Linked DNA regions of Homo sapiens: region 2 is linked to region 1. The links are chromatin loops, found by intact Hi-C in ENCODE. Cell type or tissue: right lobe of liver. All regions are shown on one strand. Each heading gives the region's core, and the rest is flanking DNA. Links, peaks and the distances in the headings are about the cores only.

Region 1 (2,919 bases), core at 240-2,739:
TTTGGGAGGCCGAGGCAGGTGGATCACCTGATGTCAGAAGTTCAAGACCAGCCTGGCCAACATGGTGAAACCCCGTCTCTACTAAAAATACAGAAAATTAGCCACTCATGGTGATGGGCAGCTGTAATCCCAGCTACTCAGGAGGCTGAGGCAGGAGAATTGCTTGAACCCAGGAAGTGGAGGTTGCAGTGAGCCGAGATTGTGCCACTGCACTCCAACCCGGGCAACAAGAGTGAAACCCTGTCTTAAAAACAAAAAAAAGAAAGAAAGAAAATGTGAAGGACCCTTTATATTTTTTTAATGAGTGGACTCATTATTTCCAGAGTCATAGCCCCCAAATATTATCAGAACCTCTAATTGTCCAGGGGCAGGGGCACATTCCCAGTTCTCCTTTTGCCACAGGGCACAGCCCAATGCTGGAGCCCTGCAAACCCTTAGGAAACTTTGCTGAAAGTGTGCTGTGTCCAAAGGAGCCTAGGCGACTTTGCTGATCTGTCACCAACTTGCTGTGTGGCTTTGGGCAAGTCACTTCACCTCTCTGTGCCCCAGATTTTTTCTGTATAAAATAAATGTGTGAACAAGTTTGTATCTAAAGTATATTCCAATGCTATGTTTCTGGTTGGAATGAGCTAATTAATTAAAAAATTACTAAGTGGATATTACCTCTAGCTATTTTGGGGGGAAGTACCCTAGCCTGGGGATTTAGAGTGGGACTCTGGGTGCAGAATAACTGGTTTGAATCTTGTCTCCACCACTTTTTTCTTTCTTTTTCTTTTCTTTCTTTCTTTTTTTTTTTTTTGGAGATGGAGTCCCGCTGTGTCGCCTAGACTGGAGTGCAGTGGCGCGATCTTGGCTCACTGCAACCTCCGACTCCTGGGATCAAGCAATTCTCTTGCCTCAGCCTCCCGAGTAGCTAGGATTACAGCACCCACCACCATGCCCAGGTAATTTTTTTTGTATTTTTAGTAGACATGGGGTTTCACCATGTTGGCCAGGCTGGCCTCGAACTCCTGACCTCGTGATCTGCCCGCTTCGTCCTCCCAAAGTGCTGGGATTACAGGCATGAGCCACCACGCCTGGTCACCACCACTTCTCTCTGTGTGGCTTTAAGCAAGTTACTTAAATTCCCTGCACTTCAGTTTTCCGTAGAGTTCATGTACATCAGTTGTCAAAGGGCAGATGTCTGGCACATTGGAAATATTACCGAATGTTAGTTATCCGTGAATCGGGGGACTGATTTTATAACCACCCAAATCATATTTATTTCCTAGAGGAATGAAGATGAAAATAGTGGTGGTTAGTGTCTAGCATCGCACTATGTTTGCCAAGATTAATTTGCAATGAGCCGTTTTCAAACAGGATGTTCAGCCACTATATGTACTTCTTGAAGTAACCAGCAGGTGGTGAAGTTGGATTATATTTTAGATGGTCAGGGCCTGGTGTACCTCTTGCCTGGGGTTTTGTGAGAGAAAAAAAATAGCTTTCTTTTTTATCAGCACCCCAAACCATTAACATCTGGAATCAATAGAGGCTGTATCTGTCACTTAATGCTATAGAAATTGCAAGAAAAAAGTCCTGCTGGTTAGTATACCAGTTCTCAAAATGTCAGCATCATTTGTGTCACCTGGGGGTACTTGTCAGGAATGCAGTCTCTCTGGTCCCACCCCACAGGATGGAACTGGAAACTAAGGATGAGCCCAGTCATCTGTGTCTTCAAGAACTCTCCAGTGATTCTGGTGCACTTGTGTTATAGAACCGCTGTGCTAGAGGTCTTAGTATTTGCTGTGAATGTGAGTAGGTAAAGAGAGGGTATTTGGTGAGTGTCACTACCTCAGTGCAGGCCAGGGACCAGTGGTTCCACATCAATGTGGGGGAGTGTTAGAATGCATGGTCTCTGGCCACACCCCAAACAAGCTGGATTGAAAGTCGCATTTTCATCAGCTCCTGGAGATTCTCCTGGAGATTCTCCTGTATGATCTCTTTCTCTTTTTCTTTCCTTCTCTTCCTTTCTCATTCTCCTCTCTCTTCCCCTTTGCCATCTCCACTGCTCCCTTTCTCAGTGACAATTGGGCATACCCCTCGCAGTGCCGGCTGCTCAGGTGGGAAAGTGGAGAAGACTCTTCTATTTCCCAGCCTGAGAAAATTTGCTTACCTGTAATCCCAGCACTTTGGGAGGCTGAGGCGGGCAGATAATTTCAGCCCAGGAGTTTGAGATCAGGCTGGGCAACATGGCGTAACTTCGTCTCTACAAAAAGTACAGAAATTGACCCAGCATAGAGTCGTGCACCTGTAGTCCCAGCTATTGAGGAGGATGAGCTGGGAGGATCATTTGAGCCTGGAAGGCAGAGGTTGCAGTGAGTGGAGATCGTGCCACTGCACTCCAGCCTGGGACAGAGTGAGACCCTGTCTCAAAAAAAAAAAAAAAAAAAAAAGAAAGAAAGAAAACTTACTTGAAGCCTACTGGAGACAGACAGCTAAACATACAGTGTGGGACACCTGTGCTGCCACCTGAGTGCCAAGAGCAGGGAAGGACCCTTTGGGTTGGGAGCTTCGCACAGAGGGTGGCCTTGAGCAGCACCTAGAAATCCAGTTGAGATCTTCACTTTCTCCACATCCTCCTCTCCCCCTGTCGTCTGTTGTTCTTTTTCTACTTACCTGCCTTCTGGCTCTTTTCACCTGTGGATAATTTATTCCCACAACTCAGTCTCACCAGGATGACTTAAAGTCTAAAGTACACGTCAGTGGTTCTCAAAGTGCAGTCCCTTTCCAGCAACATCATCACTTTGGAACTTGTTAGAAAGACAGATTCTCAGGCTCACTCCAGACCTTGTTAAAGGAAACTTTAACAAGGCTTCCAGAAGATTCTAACACACATGACAGCTAGAGAACTGTGGCTTTAGATGGTGGCAGAAATTGTTC
Region 2 (2,919 bases), core at 206-2,705, 570 kb after region 1:
ATGTCAGTGACTTTCCTAGGTTTTATGTCCTGTTTCAGGAAAGATGAGGTGGAAAGTAAGAGATACCTTCCTGCTTCTACTGTTTTCACAAGTGCTAAGGTGCCAGATTTTGGGGTAGTTTTCTGAGCACCATCAGTTATCAATTTTGAGGATTGATCAATAGTGAAGGGTTCCTGGCTTCCTAAATACTTACTTCCTATACTATGTCATTTCAATGCTAAAAAATTCCAAATCAGATAGGATAAAACATTGGCATTTACTATCATAATGCTCTTCTAAACAATCAGCTTCATAGAGTTCTAATTGACATAATATCTGGTCTTTTGTAAGTGTAGTTGAGGAGTTTTGGCAAAGGTACACAGTGACATAACCACTGTCACAAACAAGATATCAAGATTTAGATCATTTCATCACCTCAAGGAGTTTCCTCCTAAATCTTCATAATCAACTCCCCCCACCCTTTGGCCTTAGGAAACCATTTATTTGCTTTCTCACTCAATTGTTTTGTCTTTTCTAGAATTTTATATAGATGGAATTATACAGCATGTACTCTTTTTAAAACTGTGGGGTGAAATCAATTTAATGTGTTGCAACCATCATTCTCTAAATAAGACAGAAAATATCAGAGTGAATCACACTTGATAATGGTGAGTATGTTTTGTGAAACTTTGTTTTCAGTGTGTATCTCTTCATGTATATTTCTCTGTGTCCTGAATCATAATATAAGCTCTATTCATCACTGATAAATGGAAACAACTTTCACCTATTATTTGAGCCAGTTTTTTTTTTTTTTTTTTTGTCCAGAGGACTAGAAATTGGAATGACAAGAGCTGATATATCATTGTGTGTTCTCCTTTGTGCCACAGAAGGTGATGAGGAATTATCTCATTTAATCCTCCCTACAAGCCTATTAGGAAAGCACATCTGCCTTTTACAGGGGAGGAGCCTGAGGCTCGGGGAAGCTAAGTTCAAGTTCTCATAACTGGTGAGAATAGAAGCTAAAGTTGAAACCATGGGCAGTTAAGAAGCAGCCTGGACATGTGGCTGATAAGACTGGAGAAGGGGAAGGATTGGCATACAAATATAACTATGTATTCTCTTGGCTGTTATTAGATTATCAAATTGCTAATGGACAAGTACTAAGTACTAAATGCCAATCCCGCCACAGGATGCGGCAAGTCAGAGCAGGCAGAAAGGTGTGTTTTCTGCCCACAGATAGGATATAAAGTTGTCCAGAACTGGGCAGCAAAGAGTGTGGGCTTGGGTGATAGACCCGGACTCCAGTTCCTGTTCTGCTGCTTACAGGTTCCTTGACCCTTAGCGGGACCTCGGTCTCTCTGAGGTTCAGGTTCCTACTTTGTAAAATAGTGATTTGTAGGACTTTGTGAGGAGTCAGATAAGGTGGGCTTTCTCCCCCTCGGCATTATTGATCACCTGAGCTGGCTCATTCTCTGCGGCGGGGGCTGCCCTGCGCACTGCAGGGTGCTTAGCAGCATCTTTGGACTTCACCCACTAGATGGCAGTAGCACCCCCACCAGGTATAATCACCGTAAACAAAATTTCCCCAGTTGAAAACTACAAAAATAACTCATGAATAAAATGTCCCTTCCCGGCTGGCTGCAATGGCTTGCACCCGTTGTCCCAGCTACTCCAGAGGCTGAGGAGGCAGGATGGACTGAACCCAGGAGTTGTGAGTCTTGCTTGGGCAACATAGTGAGACCCTGTCTCTAAGAAAAGAGCAAGAAAAAGAAACAAATACAGTGTCTACATCTACAAGTCACATGGACAAATGGGATCATATCAAGTTAAAAAGCTTCTGCACGGCCAAGAATCCCCTTCTCTTTTACCGTCATAAAATGAAAGTTCTGTCGCATATCAGCAGATAACAGCAGATGGAGGAGTAGGGGACCAGCTGCCCAAGCAGCAAATGGACTTCGGCTCACATGGCCCAACATCTCTGGGGGATCTGAGTGAGGCAGCACTGAGTCCTGGTAAGGAGGTTGTGTTTCAGAGCCAGCCTGCCTGGGTTTGGGTCCAGGCTCTGCTGCTTCTACTGTTAATCTTTAGGTAGGTTAAACAATTTGCATCTCTGTTTCCTCATTTTTAAAATGGGAATAGCAATCATCCCTTCCTTTTAAAGTTCTTGGCTGGGTGTGGTGGCTCACGCCTGTAAACCCAGCACTTTGGGAGGCCAAGGAGGGCGGATCACGAGGTCAGGAGATCGAGACCACCCTGGGTAACATGGTGAAAGCCCGTCTCTAATAAAAAAAAAATACAAAAAATTAGCTGGGCGTGGTGGCGGGTGCCTGTAGTCCCAGCTACTCCGGAGGCTGAGGCAGAAGAATGGCGTGAACCTGGGAGGCGGAGCTTGCAGTGAGCCGAAATCAAGCCACTGCACTCCAGCCTGGGCGACAGAGCAAGGCTCCATCTCAAAAAAAAAAAAAAAAAAAAAAAAATAATAATAATAATAATAATGTTCTTGCGAGGATTAAATAGTGTAATAAATGTAATAAATGTAAAGTCTTCAGGATAGTGCCTGGTACAGGGCTATCACTCAATAAACATTAGTTTCTATTAATGATATTATTTTAGATAGGTTCGAAGCCAATGCTGCATAAAGATTGTTCTCACCATGACCAACTTATCGTAGCTTTCCCTGGACTTTCCTGCTTATAGCATAGAAAATCCCAAGGCTGGGGAAAAAACCCTTGTACTGGGCAAACTGGGACACGTGGTCGCACTAGTCAGATCCCAGTACAACAGTCAATATTTTGTTGCGTCCTGTCCATAGTTTTGTCCACAAACACTGTGTGATTTCATTACCAAGACTTGTGCTCAGTATTTACAATAACAAAGATACAAAATCAATGTAAATGTCCCTCAGTGGATGAATGTATCAAGAAAGTGTGGAATATATAT

Evidence for each region. A loop is a pair of places that touch in the nucleus more often than their neighbours do. Peaks named below come from ENCODE experiments on the same cell type or tissue, not always from the same donor. Only the 100,000 strongest peaks of a DNase experiment are listed, where the experiment ranks them.
Region 2: a loop joins it to region 1, with 4 times the contacts of the local background. A loop is called at or near these places in 4 of 110 quality-filtered maps.

What each region holds. Positions count from the first base shown.
Region 1 is chr20:54,095,514-54,098,432 of GRCh38, forward strand. No RefSeq gene overlaps it. Among named protein-coding and RNA genes, the nearest start is that of BCAS1, 26 kb to the left of the region's middle. In right lobe of liver, for the core only: a CTCF peak has its summit at 1,398 (motif pointing right); no DNase peak of the experiment used is centred there.
Region 2 is chr20:54,667,223-54,670,141 of GRCh38, forward strand. No RefSeq gene overlaps it. Among named protein-coding and RNA genes, the nearest start is that of DOK5, 190 kb to the left of the region's middle. In right lobe of liver, for the core only: CTCF peaks have their summits at 1,500 (motif pointing right) and 1,715; no DNase peak of the experiment used is centred there.